4 separate regions of the Homo sapiens genome follow, and all the other regions are linked to region 1. A link is a contact called in ENCODE Hi-C data. All regions are on one chromosome and are shown on one strand. Each heading gives the region's core, a stretch centred on a gene start or an enhancer-like site at or near the end of the contact. The rest is flanking DNA. Distances are from core to core; before and after follow the strand shown. Region 1 holds the start of PIGA (phosphatidylinositol glycan anchor biosynthesis class A). Region 2 has its middle 14 kb from the start of TLR8. Region 3 holds the start of TMSB4X (thymosin beta 4 X-linked). Region 4 overlaps LOC105373133 (a long non-coding RNA gene).

Region 1 (3,562 bases), core at 705-3,204:
TTAAATAAATGTTCAATGTTTTCAGACTTTGTTGGAACAGCCTGCAGGCTCCTCAACGCCCTCCCCCACAGAGACTCAGCAACAGTGTGCCTCTATTAATATCTATTTATAAAGGTCAGCCTATTCTATATTTGAAACACAAAGAACCTTTTAAGAAAGGTGGATTTCTTTTGACTATTGATAACATGTACAGGAAAAGCTAGAAAAAATAAAAAGCTGTTGAAACACAGGGACTATGCTTAATATTTCTTGTATTCCCCACAAGGCCTTTTACAGAGCAGACATCCAGTAAATGTTTGATGATAAAAATAAGAAATATTTGTTATATTTTGAAAAAAGATTCATGGTGGAATTTCAAACGTGTACTGTGATCAGAACTATGGCAGGGGCAAACCAGGGGCTCAATAAGTGAGGCTTAACCCTCATTTATACCTTCCAGGATTTCTACCCCCACTCTTTGTCTTAAAACCTATTACAAAAATGGAAAGGAGGCCAAATGCTGTACCTATCTGGTAATGTCGCTGTTATCTGTGAAACCAACTACAAATTATAAAGCTTAATTAAGTGTCCTTGAGTCTTCATCACTGTAATTCTCCGATGCTTCATCAATATTAACACAGGGCAAAGTATCGATTGCTACTCTAGTCTTACTCATCAACTCATTAATTCGCTTCAAATCTCACAACTAAAATGCTCTTTCAATGATGTTATTGCACTGTAATTTGTATAAGGTACACTCCACGAAATACTGTCAATACATTTTATTGTGAGCATCTAATATGTGTCAGGGAGTGTGCTGACATTGGGTAAAGAAATTCATGTATTAAACTAAAACTTCCTCAACATCCATTACCAAGAACAGATCCTGCCTCAGTTTACTATCTGGCAGGGAAGGCAGACATTTAACAAGCAAATACAATTTCCGTTTTCAGAAAGAAGTCCATGTGAGATCTCAAGAGACAAGTAATCAAGGATCAGGGTGAGGAGGGAGAATGCAATCAGGCAAACAACTTGAATATCATCTGATAAATGTTATACTTTGGCCAGCATGTGGCCAAAGTACTATTAAAATTAAAAAGTGAGAGTATTTCATTCTCTGGAGGCTTGGGGAAAGCATCAGAAAGGAGCAGACATTTTCAGGGATGAATAGGCTTACACTAGGCTTAATAAAATGGGTGCCAGTAACGGTGGCTGTGATGGTACTCAGAAAGGAATTTCTTCTCGAAAACGCACGTATGGCAGGGATGGGGGATTCCAAGTACCAGCTGTGACGCATGGATGACCGTCATACCACTCTCACTGATTCTTTAGCTTCCTAGTCAAGCACCATCGTAACTAGTTGAACCAGTCGAGTGGGAGTTGATATTTCAGATCAGACCTCGTATGTTTCCCTCAGAGTGTAGAATTGCCATATAAATAACAGGATGTCTAGTTAAATTTACATGTCCGATAAAAAACGAATGTGTAGTGAAGTCCCCAATATTTGGTACATGCTTGTATTAAACATCATTTGTGCTTTATCTGAAATTAAAACTTCATAGTTTCATCTGTTTTGACTTTTTGTGTATTTTTATTTATTTATCTGGCAAACGTCCCAGAGCGGTAAGAACCGGCACGGTTTTGCCGTGGCACAGCTGATTACAAACAAAAAGTCTCTCCAATCAGAAGCAAGCGCGCAGAGAACTGGCGTCCGGAATAGAGACGCTGTAACCAGGAAACCAGGGTGAGCACCCACCCTACCGTCGGCCGCTTCTAGGAGACGGGCGCAGGCGCGCGCTGACGTTACATCTCGCGCTTAAGGGTGGGGACGACAGAGCGTCTCTCTCGGACGTGACCTCAGCGCCTCTTTGTGATTGGCTGCCTCGGGGGCGCGGCCCTTGGGCGCGGACGCCCTAGATTGGTGCTGCGGAACAGCAGGGAGGGACTCCGGCTGCAGCCGCGGGAGGTCCGGACACTGGCGGCCATGGAACTCACCGGTGAGTGCGCGTCGCGCCGCCCCTCTCCAGCGCTCTGGGCCGCTTTCGGATGGGGCTGTTCTGCGCGCGTGGGATCGTGGCGGGTGGTGGAGGGGGTGAAACCGACCCGGTTCGAAGCCCGGAAGTTGGGTCGGAGGGTCTCCAGAGTAGGTTGGGGCTGAGGGTGCGTTTAGGGCGGACGCGCTGGGTTCCTTGGCTCAGGCGGGTGGGTCGAGGGACTGGGGTCTCCGGAACCCCGGGCCTGAGACCAACGTCCACTCTTTGGTTGTTTTCTTTCTCTCTTTGGGCCTGGCCATCCCCGCCATGAACCCAGCGGGGTCGCTGTCTGAGCAGGGGTATCCCCTCCTTGGCCCGAGCGTTTCCCCAGCGACCTCTCAGGGAATCAGGGAATGAAGCTCAGACAGTGCCCAGGAATTGTCGGTGGAAGTACCATTCTCTTGACCCACAACTCCTGCCAGGTCTCCCTAAGGTTCTTCAGGAACCTCTACTGCTAATGATTGCCCAGGGCTCGTTGGTCGTGGTCGAGAATTTTACGGTAATGTCTTTGCCACTTTAAGTGGCTGGGTGGGAACCTTGGACAAATCACTCAACTTGTCTGGGTTCTCATTTGTAAAACGAGAGAGGTATTCACTAGAGCTCCAAGCCTCATTTCGGCTTTAAGAGCTAAGATTCTGCGATTGTGCAGCATAATGAACTTTTATGTCAAAGATGTTTGGACTGAAAACCTGGCGGAAGTGGGCAGACTCCTCACAGAACGTTGCAGGCTAATGACAACATTTTAAATGATATCATTTGGTTCATTACTCACTGTTTTTGCTATCGTTCATCTTTTAAAACTGGTAGAACTGGAAGTTCGGGTTTAGGTGACCACAGTAAGAAAATGTTAGTTAAGCCACCTAAAAGTACAAACTTGGGGAATTTCAATATTTGGTAATATTGAATCTTAATTAGTAAACTCAGTCAACAAACACTTCTGGGGTCTTTCCGAGAGTATATTTAAAATGTAGATGAGGCCGGGCACGGTGGCTCACACCTGTAATCCCAGCACTTTGGGAGGCCGAGGCTGGTGGATCACCTGAGGTCAGGGGTTCGAGACCAGCCTGGCCAACATGATGAAACCCCGTCTCTACTAAAAATACAAAAATTAGCTGGGCTTGTGGTGTGCGCCTGTAATTCCAGCTATTCAGGAGGCTGAAGTGGGAGAATCGCTTGAACTCGGGAGGCAGAGGCTGCAGTGAGACGAGATCGCTCCACTGCACACTAGCCTGGGCAACAGAGTGAGACTCCGTCTCAAAAAAAAAAAAAAAAAAAAAAAGTAGATGAATTTGTTGGAGAGACTAGACAGTTAAGCCTTTGCACATACAGTTAATTGGCATTTTCTGAGTTTGCAGGTGAAACCGGAAACTCAGAGCTTTAGGATGGCTTCTCATTGTATAGTTGTTTGTTTTCTGGAGCCTTGGAAATCTCATTTGTAAAGCTGAGGAAGATTTTGACTAGATATCCAAGATTCTTTTTAGCTTTAAGTGTCTAAGAATGTACAGTAGTACTAAATATTGAGTGGGCATTTCACATTAATAAAGCTTTAG
Region 2 (3,562 bases), core at 415-2,914, 2.4 Mb after region 1:
ATTCATGACTGGCCCCATTTTGAGACTTAAAGCAAAAACAATGGAAATAAATGATAGAAACAAATATTCAATAGTCTGTGGCCTTCAACTTCTTTGTAAACTGCCCTCCCATCAGTAAACATTCAACACACAGCCCTACATATTTCTGTATTAATACACTGGGTATATGATAAAAATAGCCACAGACATACTTTTAAAAACATGACTATATCTGTTCTTACATTTTCTTCCCACATCCCCCTTTGGAAGCCCGTCTAAGGGTCTCAGAAGCAGAACATCAGCATCCAGGAGGGATTTCCCACCCCACTAGGTGGCGCTTGGCGCCACATAAGTAGAACCACAGCGTCTATCAGTAAGATGTTATGGAAGTTACGGTAAAGACATCCTTTTACCCACAAATGTAATCAGCAACTCTATCAGGACTTACGAGACTTCAATTCCATTAACCACCTGCCCCTGTCTATCTAATTCTGCCCTAGTGTTCTTGTTCAAATTGTCTTCACCTTTGGGCCCTAAACAGAAATGCCAGTCCTATATAGTTAAATTATACCTGTCCAAAAACAGTGCCCAGCGGGAAGCAATTTGAGTTTAAGTGCAGCTCCACTCCCGGGAAGTAGGTTGAGAGCACCAAAGTTTATACACAAAAGGAAGGAAATTGAGCACAGCTTGGGGGTCTGGGCTTTCCTTACTAAAGTGATCCCTGTAATAACAGTCCCTGGTGTCACAAAGGAAGATGTGGTGCTTCCCAAACTGCTCTGCAAGCCAGTTGCTTCAAAAGTATTCCAGGGATGCGGACTCCTGGGTCCCAGAGATTGAGCAGTTGACTTTGCCTCTCTGATCTCACCTTTATCTCTGAGTTAACCCATCATCTTTAAGATGGAGCTGCTAATACTAGCCTCATAGAGGTGATGTGAAGATTCAAGGGAATAAAGGAAGCATTTAATTTGCATTTGCTGCTTAATAGATGTGACTTCCCTTCCTCCTTCCCCTCCACCCCTTACTGAATGACATTGTCGGGATACCAGTGACTTCATCTTGAGCCCTTCTTCCTAAGATCCTCCTCACTCCCTCCTTGCCTGTCATTCCCTTTGTGGGCCTGCCCTCATGAGCAGGAGCCAAAGTTGGGATTACTTTAAAATGCATCTTCTCCATTCAGAACATGCTTCCTGTGTTCTGTTTTCTTAGGTGGCCTGTTCTGGAGAGTTGATCATCTCACAAATTAATCCATCACAATGTGTTAATGGACAGGAGTGATGTGTTGAAACAACCCTTGGAACGTTGTAAATTAACTGGGAATTTTAGTTACAATGCCTCAATCCAAAGGCAAAGAAATCAATCATGAGAAAAGTAGGCCCAGAAGAGAGATGGGAGCTATAAACTGTTTTATTTAATGCATGTCACCTGTTACTAAGTTCTGTTTGGTGGGCCTCCATCTGGACCTGGTGCAGGGATGTAACCACCATCCCAGGGTGATAGCAGGACAACAACCTAGTTCTGGCTCCCAAAACAGCCCAAGCAATCTTCTCAGCAGTGTGGTCCCCCTGGATAATGGGCCTCAGATATGGTTCATGGAGATGTTACTACAAACTTCTTTTGCTCAAGTCAACTCATGCAATTCACTGTTATGAAATCCCCTGGAATCAATGCCTCATGGTTTTGCCTTGGCCAGTGAGAAGTAAAGCAGCCATGTGTCATACAAGAGCAATATGGCTTCCTAGTTAGCCGTCTCTGTCTAGTTTTACCCTCAGTAGTTGCCACTGGCCAGAAGAATATTGAGAGCCATTTTCTGTTTGTGGGAGCCGCTGTCTGGCTCATCTTTGCTCTAGGGAAGTCTGAAAACTGCCATGAGGCCCCCAGGACTTCCCATTTCCTTCTGGATTTTACCAGACTATTTTTAGTGAGTGTTCAGTGTGAGACACTGTAACATGAACCTTCTCAGTCATTTTAAGTCTGAGCTTTTCCAAAATGTTTAATTAATATAAATTCCCAAGAGGGGGCAGTGATAAACATATGAAGACATGCAACCACTGATGTCATGACAAACATGTTAGAAATGAATTACAACCTGAGATTAGGGGAATCTTAAAGACTGAATTAGTGCTTGAAAGTTGAGATAAGTAGAAAGAATGAATTTGAATGTGTCAGAGTCCAGCCAGTGTCACCTAGGGAAGATTCCATGGAGCCAATTTTAGAAGATCATGCTCACTGAAGCAGGTGGGGGACATGTGTGTGAGAGAGACATAGGTTTCCAACCAAAAGTGCACACAAAACCACACCTTCCAAACAGAAGCATCCACCTGCAACAACGGCTGTCTTCTTTTCATTCTTGTACATTGCTTGACACTTGCTGTGGGTGTCTAGAGCCAAAAAGGAAACCGAGAGGGAGGGGGAGGCAAAAGAAGAAAGGAGGGAAAGAAGAAGAAGAAAAAATAAAAACCTGAAACAGTGTGAAACTGCCCTGTTGTGATTTCATTCTCACTGGCATGGGTGGCCCCTATGTCACCAGGGCCCTTTCCACACCATCTTATGAGTTTGGGACTTATTCTCTTTTTAACCCTCCTTCTTTTTTTTTTTTTTTTGGAGACCAAGTCTCACTCTCTCACCCAGGCTGGAGTGCAGTGGCTTGATCCTAGCTCACTGCAACCTCTGCCTCCCAGGTTCAAGCGATTCTCCTGCCTCAGCCTCCCGAGTAGCTGGGATTACAGGAGTGTGCCACCACGCCCAGCTAATTTTGTATATTTAGTAGAGATGGGGTTTCACCATGTTAGCCAGACTGATCAACCCTCCTTCTTCATAGCGTTGGTTGGCAGGTGGGTTGGTCTCTTGTTCGCCTTCAGTACATTGTTAACTTGGTAAAATGGATTAATTTTCTGTCTTGGTGTTGTCTGAAGCACATCTCTGTTTGAGTCTCCTCAATCATGTTCTTTGATCGTTTCCCTCCGACATAGCTATTGGACTTTGGAGGGTACAAATCATTCCCAATGTTTCTTAGGGTCAAGGGCTTCACCTTCCAGTAGATGCCAGGAGCAGGGTGTGCTATAACTAACTGTTTCTGGAGCACAGCGACCCAAAGCTCCAAGGAGGGATGTGCTCCCACTGTCTGTGACTAAGCCTTTCCCATCAACAGTGTTCTTGCTTACTGAGCATGTGCAGCAGAGGCGGAGGAACAATTCCAACCTCAACTCCACCCCCATGTTAAAATTGGGCCATAAATAAGTAGTAGGATGTGCAACCTGGTCCTCTTGTTCACCCGACTTAGGATGAGAAGGAGGAAGTAAATAAAAAGCATATCTCATGGGAGGGGGAAAGGCATTATAAATAAGAAGAGTGTGTGTCCTTGCTATCCCCATCACAGCTTCCTTGGAGATGGGCACAAGTTACTCACACTCTCAGGTCGCTACATCCCCTTGCATACTCTATATTCCTTGGCCACATGTAAGAGATGATCTGGACCTAAAAGAGTGTCCAGACAGATGGAGCTGGAAGTAGACCTGCAAATGGGGCCGAGAGATCCTGACTCAGGGTCAGGGCTACAATCAGACTCATCCTCTCTCTCCTCTAC
Region 3 (3,562 bases), core at 565-3,064, 2.4 Mb after region 1:
TTTAAACTTGATCCAACCTCTTTGCATCTTACAAAGTTAAACAGCTAAAAGAAGTAAAATAAGAAGGCAATGCTTGTGGAATGTACAGTGCATATTGGCGGCGCACGCCTCATTACGATTCGCCTGCTTGCTTCTCCTGTTCAATCGCTGTGACCAGAAAAAAAAAAAAAAAAAAGATGGAGGGAGATGATTAAAGGATTCAGTACAGACTAAAGGGCTTTCATTTAAAGCATCTTTTCAAATCATAAACATTCTACACGGTATTCCACAATGGAATAAAATATGTATATTGAATATACTAAATAGAAATACATTTTAATGGATAAATGTTTGTATATTAATATGGCATATTAAATATTCCATTACTAAATTACTAAAGCCCCGTGTTTGTTGGCTGCAAAACCATTTTTAATTAACCTTTGCAAGCCACATTCATCAACTGTCGGCTCTTCCCCCGCACTCCCCCCTCCCGAATTCTTCCCGCGGCCGCTCCCAGCCTCCCGCCCTCCCACCGGCCGCTCCCACCCAGCCTTTCTAAAGATGGGGGTGGGTCGGAGCTCACTTTCTTTGGAAGGCAGTGGATTTTTCTCTTGCGTCTCTGTCTTCTTCAGTTTCGACTTATCGAATTTCTCGATCTCAGCCATATCGGGTTTGTCAGACATGGTTGCGGAGGAAAAGCTGCAGGGAGCAAGCCAAGAGCGAGCGTGAGGAAGAGCCACCCGCCCCGCTGTCTCTGGGCTGGGAACTGCACTTCTGCCCTCCGACCCGCAGCCTGAAAAAAACCCTTCTCGCTCTCCTACTGCTGCCGTTCCGCGCTCACGAGCTTCCTCTTTCTACAGAAAAAGAGGCGACACCCCCCGCGCCCCTCCTCCCCATATTTCAAAACGCTGTGGACCAAAGAGGGCGGATGCCTCTCAAAGCCGAATCTTGCAGAATAAAGGAAATTGACCACTGCGAATTGTTAATTACAGCGTTTAAAATTAAAGGCTGGCTAGGACAAGGAAAGAAGAGGAAAGCCACTTCCAAATTCAAGTGGGAAAAATCGGCAAGAATTCCTAAAATGGAGCCCAGGTAGGAAAAGCGTTTCCATTTCCTAGCCGCGGCCTCTCCGCAAGGATGCGGGCCGGATCCGGCTTTCTAGTCCTCTCACAAAGGCGGCGGCCGCGGCTGGAGCTTCCGACCACCGCCCTACCGGCTTCATCGCCCGCGTCACAATGCAGCCCCGCACACAAAGCGGCCGCCGCGCGCCCCGAAGCCGGTCTTGCCTGCTCTCCCGGCAATTCGGCATCCCTGGCACACATGTCTCTGCAAGAAGGACTGTAAAGATGTCATAGCACAGCCCCGCCGCCGCCAGGCTGCACAGATGCAGCCCGCGCAGCCGTCCGAGGCTGGGAGGAGGCTCGGGGCTCGGAAGATGAACCTCAGAACAAAGGACTTGTCTATTCCCCCATATCTCAGCCTCCAAGGCAACGCACAATACCTTTGCGGGCAAACACTAAGAAATTTTTTAATGTCCCCTCCGAGCGGCACGGCAAAACGCCAGTTTTTCGGTTTTGTTCTTAAATCATCGATTTCCCCACCCCATTATCCAGTATCTAGGGTGTTTCGCATCCCCCCAGCTCCCCAAAGTAGCCTTCCCGGGGAGAACCACTCGGGCTCGGATTTAGGGAATGCCTTCACAGGGACGCGGATGATGAAAGGGCGGGGACGGAGGCAGGACGGCAGGAGGAAGGAGGCAGGGGCCCTGGGGCTCACCGAAGCGAGGCGCACGAGTACGAGCGAAGTCTGGTCTGCGCAGTGGCCACCACCGAGTTGTCGGGCGGGGTGCGGCGGGCGCAGCTTTATGGGCGCTCCTATGTAAATGAGGTGATGTCACCCGCCGGCCCGCTTAACTCCTTCGCGCCGCGTCTCGGAACGGCATCCGGAGGCCTGCCGGGCTTTTGGGGAGGGGAGCCCCACCCCCACCCGGGGTCCACTAGTGCATGCACCCTAACCACAACGATGGCGAAAAAAATGAGCAAAGCACCCTCCAACACTTCATAACACATTTTCCCCTTTTACGTTTATTTCATTACGATGAATTTTTGCAACAGCAGCGCAGAAATTGCTCTTGGGGACCAGTGCATAATAACTAAGGGTCGGGGTGGCACCTGGGGTGACAGGCATTCTTTTATTTCGAAACTGCCTTTGTCTACTGTGGACATCTCCACACAAGGGCGCGGTGTCCCTCCCTGGAGGGCCTGGCCCGCTGCAGGGGTACGATTCCTGTGACTCAGCTTTCAGTCCAGTGGCGGGCATGCGCCCCACCCCGGGCCTCTTTGTCTTCCTCGCTGGCGTTCCTCTTGCCTTGGGTGGGACGTAAAGCACCCTTAAGTGATTTTAAAAGAGAAAGTTTCATCACTGAAACATCCATATTGTTTCATCAGCATAATTTTTGTGAGCACTCAACAGTAGTATTTGCTGGGTGTAAGGTAATTTGGAGTTTATAGGGTAAAACACCTCCCTCTTAGCAAAATAAGTCAAGCTCAAGCTCTGCCATTGACTTTACTGCCGGACAATGAGGAAGTTCTTTACCTTCCTCTTCCTTATTTTCATAAATTTTAAAAGTGATGGCTAAGGAGGCCAGCGTTGAATTCCAAAGACTACAGTTACATTATCTCTAATGTCTTAAGATGAAATTCAAAAATCAAATTATATTTTCAAGGGAGCGTTTCCAGCACTAGGACATCGCTGAAGTGCATCTGCATCTGGAAATATAAGAGATTCGGGTAGAGGGAAGCAGTTTTCAAAATGGCACCTGACTCTGTGAATACCAGTGACCCACTTGCTACTGAAAATTAGTTACAAATACCATGCCACGCGCCTGCAAATGGCGTGTGAAAGGAAAAAGACTCGCCGGTTATAAAGAGGCCTAGCTGTGATTATTTCTAAGAGACAAGGCAGTGTGCAAAATATTCCTTCTCCTTTTCCGTGGCCTGGGGAAATGTTTTTAGAAACCCCTTGCTAATCATTTTTATGGCACAGGCTTTTGTCTCGCTGGGGATTAGAGTCAACCTTATATATAGACCCTTGAATGCCACTGCCAGCAGCTTGGACTTCCCCGTTTCTCCATCTACTTGACTTCCTTTTTCCTGGGGAGGAAGGAGGTGGGGGTGAGCAGGGGCAGGTGACCGTCTGGTCCCCTAGTTAATGCTCTGCTGGGTGGCTGCCTTCCTGGCCTCCGAATGGGGCACTGGACCTGTTCGTGCATGCACCAAATGTCACCTGTCTGGTAACAGCCCCCCCGCCCCTGTTCCATGTTGGGAGTCTACTTCATCGTTGAAACACAGAAAAGATCTTGCAGGGTGCCTTTTCGCCCGTTTAGCTGGCAGCTGCCGTTGTACCGACACCGTTTCCGCAGGTTCTGTGATTCTGTTTCCCCTCACCCAGCTGCTGTCGAAAATCATTTCTTTCCTCCCAATGTCTCCTGATGACAAAGGAGTGCCACTACCTTCTCCTGGCTTCTTCTCCCAAGGGCCTTTCCTCAGAAAGGGTTAGGCCTCACTGAAGCAATTCTCCAAAG
Region 4 (3,562 bases), core at 427-2,926, 2.2 Mb after region 1:
AACGAGTCTCCGTCTCAAAAAAAAAAAAAAAAAATCATGTTATAAGAGAATGGGGAAATGAGGCTAAAATGCTACATAACATGAAAAAAGGTAGGATACGCAATTGAATATCCAGAATGATCTAGGTTTGTAAAAAGAGGGACAGTGTTTACCAATATATGTAGAAGCAGAGAAAAAAAAATACTGGAAGGGAATACATCAAAATATTAACTGCAATTTTGGCTGAGAATGAAGTCCATAAGGGTTTTGTGGGGTTTGTTTTTTATCATTGTGCTTTCCTATATTGTTCAAATTTCTTAGTTATTAAATATTGCTTTTGAAAATTAAATATTGTTTTATAAAAAATACTGTTTTATGAAAAATTTATTGAACTTTTCATAATGAAAAATTCACTTACGAAAATAATATTTCACCTAAGCTTGCTGATCCTTTTTTGTGTGTTTTGTGACGGGGTCTTGCTCTGTTGCCCAGGCTGGAGTACAGTGGTGCGATCACAGCTCACTACAGCCTTGACCTCCCAGGTTCAAGCAATCCTCCCACCTCAGCCTCCCAAGTAGCTGGGACCACAAGCACATACCACCATGCCTGAATTTATTTTTTATTTTTTATGGAAACAGTGGCATCTAGCTATGTTGCCCCGGCTGTCTTGAACTCCTGGGCTCAAGTGATCCTCCTGCCTTGGTCTCTCAAAATGTTGGGATTACAAATGTGAGCTACCACGCCCAACCTGATCCCTAATTAATTAATTAATAACATGAAATGGGGGCACAGCAACATGCTAATAGTCTAATCCACATGATGGAAGTGAGAATGTCAGTTCTAAGTTCCTCCTGTATTTTTTCCACTCTTCTGCTTATAAGAAGGTCATCATGATTACATATAACATATGCCATACAAAAAGCCACTACTGTTACTTTCAGGTATGATGAATAAAAAGATTGCCCAGGCAAGTTGAGCAGGAGATGGCTGCTCTTGCAGTCTAATTAAGGGACAATGTGCCACCACCATTCTCTTAACCCACTGAGAGAACACAGGAAACGCCAGCTGCCGGAGCAGAGTTGGAGAAGAGATGGGGTGGCAGCGGCTGGGGTCTAGCTGAGACGTCCTTCTGTTTTCTTGGGTTAACAAAGGGGAAGAGACAAACCTTTAGCAAATGCATCCAGCTCAGAGCACATTTAAGCAAACTCTGCGGAGTGTGAGGAGGGTGTCTGGTGGCCCCAGAGAGTGGCTATGTTGGAACCCATGGCTGTGGCCATCGTACTCTTCTATCTTCAGGAAACTGCTCACCTTGTGATCAGAACTTTGACATTATTGGCCACTGGGTGACCAGATGCTGTCCTTAATGGCACTGGATATGTGTCTATTGTCATTTACAAGAAAAGAAGCTTCAGCCGTTCCTTAGGCGATACACAGAGTTAACTTGTAAGGTATGATGTGAGATTCACATGAGATCATGTTGTCCTCCATGCTCTCTAATTATTCTTTGGTTGGTATTGGTCTCAGCAGGAGAGATTGCAAGTCTTCTGGTCTCACAAACTACCCCTCCCACGCCAATCCCATCTGCTCCATCATGGGGCATCATCTTGCCGTTGGTCAGCCATGTTCCCCTATCTCATACTGATGCTTCCTTGGAAGTCCCCGTGCTAAACCACATTACTTTACCCTGGAGATGCCCCAACTCCTCCCCAAGGCCTAGGTGAAGTGACTCAACCATATGTACACAGTATCCTCAGATGTACACAGTATCCTCTCCATGGTAGTGAATCTGTATACTAATTTATACATAATCGATTTATGGGTGTAAAGACTTCACAAATAACTAAACATACAAAATGTGAATTCTCCTTCCTTCTCCTAGCTTAAGATTAGCTCAAAGACAATGAAAGCTGTACTGTGCTGTGCAATCTTCTCACGACCCACACGAAACAGGAAGCTCCTGGGGGTTTCTCACAAGCATGTGATAGATAGTTGTGGTTTCAGTGCAACAGTCAGGTAGATTTTGCAGCCGGAAACATTCACACAAAACATCCTTTATGGCTTCTGTCCAACTCCAGTGTTAGTCAGATGCAGTCCCTTTTACACTTTGACAAAAACCATTTGATTTCTCACACTGTATTTATTTTTTCTTATTGCAATGTCTTGTCTGAAGATACCAGACAAAGGATGACAAACTGGAGCCAGCTGAAGTGCAGGGCCCTTTCTCAGCTGCTCTTAAGAATCCCTCTCAGCACTTTGGGAGGCTGAGGCGGGTGGATCACCTGAGGTCGGGAGTTCGAGACCAGCCTAACCAACATGGAGAAACCCCATCTCTACTAAAAATACAAAATTAGCTGGGCGTGGTGGTGCACACCTGTAATCCCAGCTACTCAGGAGGCTGAGACAGGAGAATCTCTTGAACCCAGGAGGCGAAGGCTGTGGTGAGCCGAGATTGTGCCATTGCACTCCAGCCTGGGCAACAAGAGCAAAACTCCATCTCAAAAAGAAAAAGAATCCCGCAGATTGAGCCATTTTCCCCTGAGCAATAATCCCTCAAGCTTCTAAAGACACCACTTAGAGAAGGAAGAGCCTCGCCCCACTAATGCAGCTGAGTGATGCCCTTTGGGAAATTAGGCTAAGAGGGAATACCTTTTAGCTGCCTTCTGTTATTAATCTGGTCTCAATACCAATCAATGTTATTTATCACTACTGAACAAGCATTAATGCAGAGTCTGAAAGGGGCCTTAAATCTCGTGTAGTATGCTCAGAATCCTAGGAATCACACTTTTAGATCCCAATGGTATTGGGTCAAGGTTTTCCCTTCCATGGCAGATGAAGTTCACAATTTAGGATGCATGCTCACAAGCTTTGCAAGGAGATTACACTTCCGTTATGAAGAAAAAAGCAAACAAAAAAGAAAACCTCTTGCACCATTAATTTCAACTGCAATCAAATTGCAAGATTTTAAGATGATATATCTTGCACAAAGGTATTGTAGATAGAAGAGAAGCCTTTGTAAATATTTATATATTTCTCCATTGAGGGTTTTTAATTTTTGTTTTGTTTTGTTTTGTTTTTGTTTTTGTTTTTTTTAACTTCAGACAGAGAGCAAAGGAAACAGAGCTGGGTCACGATATCTCAAATGGAGGATGGTTTCTCTTACTCGTCTTCCATTTCCTCTATTCCTCATTCTCAAAGTCACACACCTTAATAAACACCCCAAGAAACATTTCTAAGTAGACAACACACAATTTTTAGTAATTGACTTATACAGCAAATGCTTATTTAGCTACAGCTGCTATGGTGGCCTGTCTTCTTAAAACTCACTAAGGGTCTTCCAAACCCATATTTTTGTCATCATATTAACCTTCTTTCTCACTAAATTATTGCTGAGATAAAAATAAATCAACAAATGAACCAAAAAATAAAATGGGTTTGGGATTCATTGCCCTTTCCTGTTATGTCCCATCTAAACTCAAGCCCAAGAAGAGGAGAAAAGGCAATACAAAGTCTTGGGAAAAACAAAGACTAAAACTCTTTCTGAAAAAATCGCACACAGCTGCAGAAGGAATAACTTCTCTGGGTG

Evidence for each region. Hi-C counts contacts between places; a loop is a spot of excess contacts on that map. Pooled maps may share reads with other maps.
Region 2: a loop to region 1 is called in a pooled map, with 4 times the contacts of the local background. The contact joins the enhancer-like site here to the promoter of PIGA in region 1. A Hi-C loop is called at or near these places in 2 of 50 pooled maps.
Region 3: a pooled map shows a loop between it and region 1 (14-fold over the local background). The contact joins the promoter of TMSB4X here to the promoter of PIGA in region 1. A Hi-C loop is called at or near these places in 5 of 50 pooled maps.
Region 4: a pooled map shows a loop between it and region 1 (7-fold over the local background). The contact joins the enhancer-like site here to the promoter of PIGA in region 1. A Hi-C loop is called at or near these places in 4 of 50 pooled maps.

What each region holds. Positions count from the first base shown.
Region 1 is chrX:15,333,915-15,337,476 of GRCh38, reverse strand. It overlaps PIGA (phosphatidylinositol glycan anchor biosynthesis class A), which reads left to right and starts at 1,954. Exons shown (of 6, transcript NM_002641.4): 1 at 1,954-1,976. RefSeq lists enhancers at 2,023-2,102, 2,153-2,202.
Region 2 is chrX:12,891,018-12,894,579 of GRCh38, reverse strand. No RefSeq gene overlaps it. Among named protein-coding and RNA genes, the nearest start is that of TLR8, 14 kb to the left of the region's middle. Within about 2 kb of position 1,664, at least 3 of the 41 ENCODE cell types and tissues checked have a DNase peak (open chromatin) inside an H3K27ac peak, as active enhancers do.
Region 3 is chrX:12,973,362-12,976,923 of GRCh38, reverse strand. It overlaps TMSB4X (thymosin beta 4 X-linked), which reads right to left and starts at 1,814. Exons shown (of 3, transcript NM_021109.4): 1 at 1,756-1,814; 2 at 563-678; 3 at 1-147. The coding sequence starts at 662. The coding sequence ends at 113. RefSeq lists enhancers at 257-1,095, 1,935-2,774, 2,898-3,017, 3,038-3,297, 3,308-3,377.
Region 4 is chrX:13,085,850-13,089,411 of GRCh38, reverse strand. The region is part of intron 3 of LOC105373133 (a long non-coding RNA gene); the gene reads right to left. Among named protein-coding and RNA genes, the nearest start is that of FAM9C, 43 kb to the right of the region's middle. RefSeq lists enhancers at 1,608-1,767, 1,838-2,057. Within about 2 kb of position 1,676, at least 12 of the 41 ENCODE cell types and tissues checked have a DNase peak (open chromatin) inside an H3K27ac peak, as active enhancers do.